Linked DNA regions of Homo sapiens: region 2 is linked to region 1. The links are chromatin contacts, found by Hi-C or POLR2A ChIA-PET in ENCODE. All regions are on one chromosome and are shown on one strand. The core of a region is the stretch at or near the end of the contact, and the rest is flanking DNA. Distances in the headings are between cores, read along the strand shown.

Region 1 (5,407 bases), core at 2,103-4,602:
CTCCAAAAATCAGAAGGCCTCTTCTCCTCCAAAGGATCACAACTCCTCGCCAGCAAGGGAACAAAACTGGTGGAGAATGAGTTTGACGAATTGACAGTAGTAGCTTCAGAAGGTGGGTAATAACAAACTCCTCTGAGCTGAAGAAGCATGTTCTAACCCAATGCAAAGAAGCTAAGAACGTTGAAAAAAAGTTAGAGGAATTGCTAACTAGAATAACAAGTTTAGAGAAGAACATAAATGATCTGATGGAGCTGAAAAACACAGCCAAGAACTTCGGGAAGCATACACAAGTATCAACAGCCAAATCGATCAAGCGGAAGAAAGCATATCAGAGATTGAAGATCAACTCAATGAAATAACACAAGAAGGCAAGAGTAGAGAAAAAAGAGTGAAAAGAAATGAACAAAGCCTCCAAGAGATATGGGACTATATATGAAAAGATCAAATCTACTTTTGATTGGTGTACCTGAAAGTGACGGGGAGAATGGAACCAAGGTGGAAAACACACTTCAGGATATTATCCAGGAGAACTTCCCCAACCTAACAAGGCAGGCCAACATACAAATTCAGGAAATACAGAGAACAACACAAAGATATTCCTCGAGAAGAGCAACCCCAAGACACATAATCGTCAGATTCACCAAGGTTGAAATGAAGGAAAAAATGTTAAGTGCATCCAGAGAGAAAGGCTGGGTTCATAACCCTTAAAGATAGAAACATTTCCCCTCTGTAGGTGGCTCCTAAAACCCTGGACATTTTACATACTGGAGTCAGATTCAAAAATAAACTATTTCCTTATATACCTGCCTCCTTTTTGAAATAACGTTCCTTATTTTTCTTATCACCAGATATGGTTGCTGTTTTTTTCCCTCAATTTGATCATTTGTTTTCCCTCTGGGACATAAAAGTTGTGATGAGGACTGGAAGTGGGATCTATAAACTGACTAGCACAGAGCCTAGCACTTGACATCCATTCAGTCAGTGCAAAGACAGCTGCATTCTTTCATCAAAAGACCAATACATTTCTATAATACATATGCAAAGAAAGTTTTAACTTTTAAGCCTTTTTTTCACAGCTTGAGAAGACAATATAAATTTTCTTTTTAAAATATAAATAAGAGAAGAACTATAGCTTAAACAGGAAAGACTTTTAAAATCCCACGTAACAAGAATGGTGGTGTAAATAATTATCATGGACACAGTTCTGTGGGTCAAGAGTCTGGGCACAGCAATTGCTCAACTGGGTCTTCTACTCAGGGTTTAGCAGAGCTGAAATCAAGGCATCAGCAGGACAGGGCTCATCTGGAGGCTCTTGAGGAGATTCTGCTTTCCAGCGCATTCAGTTTGTTGGCAGAATTCAGTTTCTTTTTTTTCTTTTTTTTTTTTTTGAGACATTGTCTTGCTCTGTCGCCCAGGCTGGAGTGCGGTGGCACGATCTCGGCTCACTGCAAGCTCCGCCTCCCACGTTCACGCCATTCTCCCGCCTCAGACTCCTGAGTAACTGGGACTACAGGTGCCCGCTGCCATGCCCGGCTAATTTTTTGTATTTTTAATAGAGATGGGGTTTCACCGTGTTAGCTAGGATGATCTCAATCTCCTGACCTCATGATCTGCCTGCCTCGGCCTCCCAAAGTGTTGGGATTACAGGCGTGAGCCACTGCACCCTGCCAGAATTCAGTTTCTTGAGGTTATAGGACTGAGGTTGCCATTTCCTTGACATGGTTACCTTAATCTTCAAGTTAACAGCAGCACTTTTAATCCTTTTCATCTTGGAATATCTGACTTTATCTTCTACTACTAGCTGGAAAAATATCTCTGCTTTTAAGAGCTCACGTGATTCCATTGGGCCTACTTGGATAAGCCAATATAACCTTCCATTTTAGGTCAGCTGATTAGTAACCTTAATTACACCTGTCAAGTCCATTCTGCCATGTAAAGTAACATATTCACAGGAGTGACTCCAGAGGGAGAAGGTCATGAGGCCCAACATTCTGCCTACCACAGATGGGTTTGGAATATATTTCATAGGTGGAAGTGGAAAGATTGGCTTCAAAAAGTATTTAACATCATATCTAATGAGACATTTATCCCTTATCTAGAAACTTCTTCTTTTTTCTTTTCTTTTCTTTTTTTTTTTTGAGACAGGATCTCAGTCTGTTGCCCAGGCTGGAGTAAAGTGGTATGATCATGATCACGGCTCACTGTAGCCTCAACCTGCTGGGCTCAAGCGATTCTCCCATCTCAGCCTCCCAAGTTGCTGGGACCACAGGTACCCATCACCATGCCTGGCTATTTAAAAATTTTTTTGTGTGGAAATAGGGCCTCCTTCTTTTGCCCAGGCTGGCGCTGAACTCCTAGGCTCAAGCAATCCTCCCACTTCAGCCTCTCAGAGTATTGGGGTTACAGGCATGAGCCACCACACCTGGCCTAGAAGCTTCTTTGAGGCCCCAATCATTTCCTTGAGTTCTCCCCTTCATCAGTCCCCAAATATCCTACTTGAGATCTTTGGGTGTGCAGAAAGAAGAGAAAGACAACTATCACTCAAGAAAAAATTTGAATTTGGGAATAAGAATTGTAGTTTGTGAGGCAAAAAACATGATGAAATGAAGCAGGAATTTGTGAGTGTGGAGGTCACTTTTCCTGTGGCTCTCCTTCTGCCTGGGTGTGCTGGCATGAAGGAAGCAGAAGAAATGAGTAAAGAGAAAAATAATCTGGGACTTGGGGTCATACATGATATGTGAGGAGGAGAAACCAGAAGCATTTCATATTAAAAAAGGTAAAACAGCAAAGAAGATCCAGAAAGCCCTAAGCAGGAAGGGAACAAATAAAGGCAGAGACAATGTTAAGGCCACACAATATCATTGACTAACTAACTGCTTTAGGAAAAAAAAATTATTAATATGTGTACATTTTAAAAAGAAACCATTTTCATAGAAGACATAATCTCACTACTTAGAATCAACCCTGTAATTTCCTAATGATAGTCAAGTATTTACCAAGTTCCTTGTCAAGTACGTTATATGCATATATACATACAAACATTGGAGGGAGGGGCTGTTATTATTTTTTATTTTATTTTATTTGTTTTTGAGACGGAGTTTTGCTCTTGTAGCCCAGGCTGGAATGCAGTGGCGTGATCTCGGCTCACTGCAACCTCCATCTCCCGGGTTCGAGTGATTCTCTTGCCTCAGCCTCCCAAGTAGTTTGGATTACAGGCACCTGCCACCACGCGTGGCTAATTTTTTTTTTTTTTTTTTTTTTTTTTTTGTATTTTTAGTAGAGACGGGGTTTCACCATGTTGGGCAGGCTGGTTTCAAACATCTGACCTCAGGTGATCTGCCCGCCTTGGCCTTCCAAAGTGCTGGGATTGCAAGCATGAGCCACCACGCCCGGCTGAGGATGTTATTTTTAGAAGGAAAAGGCCACATTGAAAACTGAGTGGACAGCTTGATAAATCTAAGATAGGAAAATTTTGCTGAACCAAAGGACCTTTTGGAGTGTTCTATTTTTTCTCACAAGCCCAGGACCTCTGCAAAAAACATCCAAAACTACTATAGAAAATGCACATTTTATTCTACTGTTTCTTCCAGCAGATGTGGATTTTTAGCGAGGAGCAATTTCACGTTCTTGGTCCAAATTTTAAAACTGCTAGGTCACTGTGTAAGAAACAGTTGACTAGGTTTTGCTTTCCATTGCCTTGGACCAGCTAAAACAATTGTGCCCTCTAGCCTATGAAGTCTGTACTGCAAAGGCCATTTCAACAGTGTTTGCTTCAGGTTTATCCTCAATTTTGGTTCTTGAAATCAAAAGTCATAAAAAAATATGGTAGAGATTCACAAAGACCTCTCCAGTTTTCTCTTTCAGTTGTAAATAACAGAATAACTAAAATGAAAACAGCTTAAACAGTGAAGACTTTTAAAACCCCACATAACAAGAATTGTGTAATAATGTAATGGTGTAAGTAAAGCAATTAATCTCACTTGGGTGCATAAACTGACTATTGTGAGGTTCATTTACTTCCTTAGCTCTACCAGAAAAACAAAGTAACTATACTACACTTTTGTCTTCATATTTTAAAAACCTTACCTATTATAGGAAAATATTCCCTAAAATATTGCTAAGTAGGAAGGTATTGATCATTTCCTAATAAAGGCACACGACTAAGCTTATACTGATAAAGTCCGGAAGTTGCCTGCTTGACCTTTATTAATCACCTGGCATTTAGGATACTGATTTTTTTAAAGCTACATTTTAGTCAGTTAAAGCCACCTCAGCATCTTTAAAGAATGCTTTGATTTGATCTATTTCTACTTTTTCTTTGAGGAAATCAAGCTGGGAGTTCTGAGAGCACATTCTGTTTGCTTATTTGTTCCTTTTATCCCTTTCTGTCCTCTCTGCATGCTAGGGCACACCTCACCTTGAAAAGAACTCATCAGCCGCCCTCAAGATGGGAATTGCAATGCCTTCATCTTGAGCCACTTTTAACAGAGTTTCATTTTTTTTCTGCTTTGATTTTGAATAGTGCCTATGTTTGAACACACTAAACACATTTTGGCCAAGTTTCCTTCATAGAGTTGGAATTCAGATTGGTTGTCAGGTTATTTAAAATAACTTTCTGTCTGGATTGGATCACTGTTAATTGCTCTGATCAACTGCAGTACATGGTTAAGGTAAAAAAAAAATATTGAGAAGAGACCCCCAGTCAATCTGATCTTACTTCATAGACACAGACAAATGATGAATTTATGTTAGTTAGGGAGGCCAAGGAAGGAAGAGGAGACATCATTAAAGAGTAAATGTTTCCAGCATTAGTTTCTGGGTCATTAAGCCCTAATGATTGATCTTATTTGGTTATTTTAAAGGCTACTGGAAACTAAAATGGAAACAGTTCAGAATACTTCCTTTGTATACAGAAGATTTTGTTCATGGCAACAGCTATGTGTGCCTAAACATTTTGTGTCACACAAACTCCTGCATTTGACATTTCTATCAGAGAGAACAAATAAAAATCATCCTAGAGCTTTCAAACACTCAAGCCATGTTGGGGCTTTGAAAGATCTTGTCATTTCAGAAGTGAAGAAATGGGGATGCTCTCAAGAGCAAGGGCAGCTTAATGGATTCCCCCAAAGCCCCAAAAGCACCTTCTCATGACTTAATTACTCTAAAAATTTCTATTTTTTACATTGCCTAAAATTTTCATCAATAAGAAATCATTTGATTTATTAATACCAAAACCTCATATGAAGATAGTAAACACCTTTGGGATGGTTAAGGTAATCTCACCATTCACAAATGTATGTATATTATCAGGTGAGATTGATTTAATAAATCTTTGGGACAATAAAGGGTATTTTTCTTAATTAAAAATTACAATGGAAAATTCAGTATCAGTCATGTTTAGGAGTTC
Region 2 (5,265 bases), core at 2,660-5,159, 420 kb before region 1:
GCCTTCAGATACTCCTTTGCTACTTAAGTAGCCTTGCCTTCTCTAACCTGAATCAGTGTACTGGAGTGAATATTATCATCCTGATTTTATACTGGAAGAAATGAAGCATAGTAAGTAACTTCATTCACTCATTCAACAAATTTTTGATGAGCAATGACTAGAAGCTCTGTATTGAGTACTAAGTAATGGACAAAATAAAGTCAATGTCCTCATGGAACTTGAGGGGGAGTTGGGGGAGATAAGCAATAAAAAGGAAACCAGTTATTTTACATATGTGTCTATATAAATACATGCATAAGCATATATACATGTGAATATATGCACATACATGTGTATGTTTATATAAATAAAATAAACAGGTGATAGTAAGGACTATCACAAAAAATAAAACAGGTTATGGGTTACAGGGAATTCCCAGGTGGGGAGGAGGGGAGGTCTAAAATCACACAGCTAATTTGTTGAAAACCTAGGATTCATGCACAGAGCATTCCAGTTTCAAATCGGTGGTCTTAGCCACGATGCTGAAGCTGCTAACTGCTCTGCAAATGCTTACACTTAATAGATATCAGAGTTGGCAATGTGGATGGAAACAGTCCAGACTGGCACAGAACACTTTAAAAGAGAAGCCTGGGACTGAAAAGGATTTCTTGTAGTGCTTTTGTATTTAATAAAATGATGAACAATATTTTAAAACAATAATTGGGCAAAGAACCCAGTAATTTTTAAAATTGAGAGTCAATGTCCAGCTAGAGTTCTCTAGTTCTGTATGTTGATTGCTCCAATCCTGCCTTGGAGGCCAGAAAGTAGGAGATAATTTGCAAGCCAGAAGGTCAAACTTGTTTCTGCGTCATCTATGTTCTGATGAATTCCCCAGAATTTGATCAAGACTAACTAGAAAAAGTGAGTTACTTTATCATAAATCAGGTTTGACTTGAGAACATGAATTCTCAAATCAATGCTTGAACCAATGGTCAGCCAAGTTTTGGAGATAATCATGAACCCAATTCCACTGTACTGAGATTGATCTCCTGCCTGTTGGATGGACTTGGTATGACATAGGATTTAAGGAGACTGAATGGACCAACTGGCAGTCCCTGTGACATGAAATGTGAGGGAATGAATCATCCCAGGAAAATACAGAGATAGGATCTATAAAAGATTCTCTTCTCCCTACAACAAGGCTTTCTCTAAATCAGCATTTATTAGTTTTAAGTTTGCTTCATAAGAGGGATATCCATATGGCTGATCATCTTCACAAAAGGGAAGAAAATGATAAATATATCTAATACATAGTTTAATTCTTTTGCTTTACTTCACAGGTTTTATCATCAGCTCAGAATAGGCCTGAATCTTCCTCTTACTAGCTGTGTGACATTAGAAAAGTTACTTACTCTTTTGTGGCTCAATCTATTCCATTATGAAATGTAGATTAAATAGTACCAATCTCATAGAAATATAAGGTTAAATGAGCATATGAATGTACTTGGCAAACAGTGAGCTCTCCATGAGTGTACGATAGCCATCTTTTGAAGCCTTTTAGTACATGCCCCATCATCTGAGAACTATCCCCTTGCACACAAGAGATTGGCTCCTCTAGCTCTAGGTAACAGTGACCCTGCACACTCTTTTCTGTCTAGCCATGTTATTAAAATTGGGATAGACATTTAATATAAGCTGGGCCAATTATTTGTGTCCATAATTTGAAATTTGAGCTCAAAGACTAATTAATTACCTGCAGATGCTGGGCCTGGCAGGTTATATTAGCCTAAATGTCATTTGAGGGCCCTTTGCAAGAGGAGTGGAGGAATGTAGTCTTCAAGGTGAAAGGGAAAATGAGCAGCAACACGTTAAAAAGCATTAATGAAACTCCAAATGAACACACAGGGAAAGACAAAAAGAGATCCTGCCTTGGTCCCTGACTGCTTCCCGGTTACTAGTTTCAAGAACTCCAAAGCCTGGCTGAACTTTCAGTCCTTGAGTTCTGTGAGATAACCCCATAACTTTCCTTATGATAAAGGAAACTAACACAGGAACAACCAAATATTGCATATTCTCACTTATAAGTGTGAGCTAAATGATGAGAACTTATAAATATTAAGAATGGAACAACAGACACTGGGGTCTACTTGAGGGTAGAGGGTGGAGGGAGGGAGAGGAGCAGAAAAAGAAACTACTGGGTACTAGGCTTAATACGTGGATAATGAAACAATCTGTACAACAACCCCCTGTGAGATGAGTTTACCTGTATAACAAACCTTCACATGTACCCCCTGAGCCTAAAATAAAAGTTAAAAGAAAAACTCCTATGGCTTAGTTTCTGTTCCTTGTAATCAAATATTCCCTAAAAGAAAAATGGTAACTGTAACCATTTGTAATTGTTTAATGTAAAAGATCACTTTTTTGACATTCTGAATCCAAAATGTACTTATTGTAATTGACTGGAAAAAAGTCAGAAATGAGGAAGAATATGAGACATCAGCCAATTTTCTCTTCTATCTTATCTGTGTAACACAGGACATGGCTAGCCCTAACTAAACCATGAAATAGCCTTAATGTACTACTATTCCCTTCATTCCTTCTCCTCTCACTCTCAAGGACTTTCAGTGTGCTCAATGGACTGCCCTTAAGTCCTCAACAGTCTCTGCATATACTGCATCTTTCCTACCAGTAACCATAAATAGTTAACTACTGTCCTCTGACCCTTTACTCCAAATCTCTCATTTTTGTTTTCTAAAGTAGCAGCTAGATATGCTGGTACATTAACCCAAGCCAAGATGTTAATTGGCTAACATAAAGGAAGGTCTCTTTTTTCATTCCTGGAAACATATTACACATGTGTCTTTAGGGAAAAGTCCTTAATTAAAATGAGTGAAACTAGTGGTGGGAAATTTTTACCCTGAATAAAGCAGTAGGATAAAAAATTTTTATAAAGGTGTTCACTTACATTATCTTTGTATGATAATTGCACTGCATATACAAATACCAATTTGTAACAGGAAAAAAGGGTTAAAGAAGGACTATATATTCTTAATACATTTAAAATTATTGAGCAGTCCTCTCTGTATTATAGCAAAATTGGTTTCAAAGCTAAAAATAAAAATACAGCTTAATATATTCAAAATTGTAAATCAAATGTCAGAACAAGAAAATCAGTCATAAATGCTTAGTCAACTAACTGAGATTATCACATCTCTATGTTAATCCTGTGTGTTTAATTAACAGATAAAGCATAAGGGGGCATTCTAAACAACAGTATATAAAAATGAAAAAAAATTCAAACTCTTATTAAATAGAGAAGCAACAACAAAATGCTCCTGCATTTCAGCAACTGTTCATTAAATGATAAAAACATCTTGGTTTGTCTTTCTAAAATTATGTTTCACAGCCTTCAGAACCCTCTTCTGTTTTTGCTCATGATCATTACAGAGTGCAGATGTTAAATATAAGCTTAGTCATCACATCAAATACCATTCGGCCTTCTGCCTTGACTTTCCTAGGTAATCAGAAGATACCTCTGTTGTACAAGGCAGTAGAGTAGATTCAGTGTGTGGCCTTAGAACCAGAGTGCTGAGATTCACATCCTGAAACTACCACTTGTTTTTAATATGATCTTGGGCACGATACTCAAACTCCCTAACTGTGAGTTTCCTCATGTGTAAAACGGGCTTAAACAATAGTACCGCTATTGTTTTGAAGGTTCATTCATTTAGCTTCAATTGCTAGGCACTGTTCCAGGCTTTTGGAATCCATTAGTGAACGATATGAATAAAAATCACTGATCTCAGGAAGCTGACATTCTCAGACATTGCATCTAAAGCACTTAGAAGAACTGTGTCTAGTACTCAGTGAGCCCTTAATAAATGCCAGCTGTTAGGGTTACTAATACTTGAATGAGACAGAGCAAAACACTGGCACTGGAATTACAGGAAATGTGTCAGAATGGAGTCAGCACATTTAGGACCTAGCAGTGGCCCAGCCACTAATTGTTTAGGTGACCTTCCTTTAATCTCTCTGGGTCTCAGTTACTTAAAGTGGTCTTACAGTGCCTTCAATTGAGTATATGGTAGATCACGAGTGACAGAAATGATGAAGGGTTCAAAACGTCACAGAAAACATTTTATTTTATTTTTATTTATTTTGTCTTTATTTTACCATTTAAATGATTTGAAGGTGCACCAAGGACAAAATACTTTTTCAGTATACTCACAGTTTAGGAAAAGCTCAGACACTAGGTAATCATTTTCAGTACAAAAATAGAGAAATAAATCCTCAAAGATCATCGGGAAAAATGTAAATGGTCAGAAGCATACCAAATCTTTTACTTAATAAAATATGAAGTCTCAAAACACACACACACACACACACACACACACACACACACACACACACACACAAATATAAGCTGGAAGCAGTATCTTACATTTAACTAAAAAAGTACACATAGGTAATCCTTATTAGAAATCACTGGACAAGGCAATCTCTTCTAGAATATATAAATGAAATATAATATTACTCTCTTCCTGGCAATCTTAGCCTTCCTAAATTAGTTTTCCCAATGAAGCTTAAGAATAATATTAGTCTTGGCCGGGCGCGGTGGCTCATGCTTGTAATCCCAGCACTTTGGGAGGCCAAGGCAGGCGGATCACGAGGTCAGGAGATTGAGACCATCCTGGCTAACATGGTGAAACCCTGTCTCTACTAAAAACACAAAAAAATTAGCCGGGCGTGGTGGCGGGCACCTGTAGTCCCAGCTACTCATGAGGCTGAGGTAGGAGAATGGCGTGAACCTGGGAGGCAGAGCTTGCAGTGAGCCGAGATGGCGCCACTGCACTCCAGCCTGGGCGACAGAGTGAGACTCCGTTTCAAAAAAAAGAAAAAAAAATATTGGTCTCATATACATTTTCATGAGATTATACATTTTTTAGGGTTTTGTAAATTTTGTTCAAATTAGTTTTCTTTTTTCAGTTAAAATTCATATTCGTTCAACAAAATGTCCACAATTAAGTCAAGCTCTCTCTTACAAAGCATTGTAACTTTGCTTTCAATTTTCCTTCAGTTGGAATCTTCTTACTCCTTCTATTCAGTGACACACCCATCCACCAAGTCTCACTCAGAGGGTATCCTCTGCAAAGTTTCCCTGATTATTCCCATCATCGTCCCCATACTGACAGGTCATATTAGACTCTCTTGATATTACTCCCAAAGAATTCTGTAGATTTTATCACAAAATTGACTATCTCTTTGCATTATTGTTAACTTTTGTTC

What was found. Hi-C counts contacts between places; a loop is a spot of excess contacts on that map. ChIA-PET counts read pairs that join two places held with the same protein, here RNA polymerase II (POLR2A). Pooled maps may share reads with other maps.
Region 2: a loop to region 1 is called in a pooled map, with 1.8 times the contacts of the local background. The contact joins two enhancer-like sites. A Hi-C loop is called at or near these places in 1 of 168 maps with a recorded cell type or tissue (natural killer cell) and 7 of 50 pooled maps. POLR2A ChIA-PET finds 5 or more read pairs at or near these places in 1 of 52 experiments (OCI-LY7).

What each region holds. Positions count from the first base shown.
Region 1 is chr5:108,679,804-108,685,210 of GRCh38, reverse strand. No RefSeq gene overlaps it. Among named protein-coding and RNA genes, the nearest start is that of LINC01023, 46 kb to the left of the region's middle. RefSeq lists an enhancer at 3,316-3,816. Within about 2 kb of position 3,352, at least 2 of the 41 ENCODE cell types and tissues checked have a DNase peak (open chromatin) inside an H3K27ac peak, as active enhancers do.
Region 2 is chr5:109,104,360-109,109,624 of GRCh38, reverse strand. All of the region lies in intron 17 of FER (FER tyrosine kinase), which reads right to left. Among named protein-coding and RNA genes, the nearest start is that of PJA2, 300 kb to the left of the region's middle. Within about 2 kb of position 3,909, at least 4 of the 41 ENCODE cell types and tissues checked have a DNase peak (open chromatin) inside an H3K27ac peak, as active enhancers do.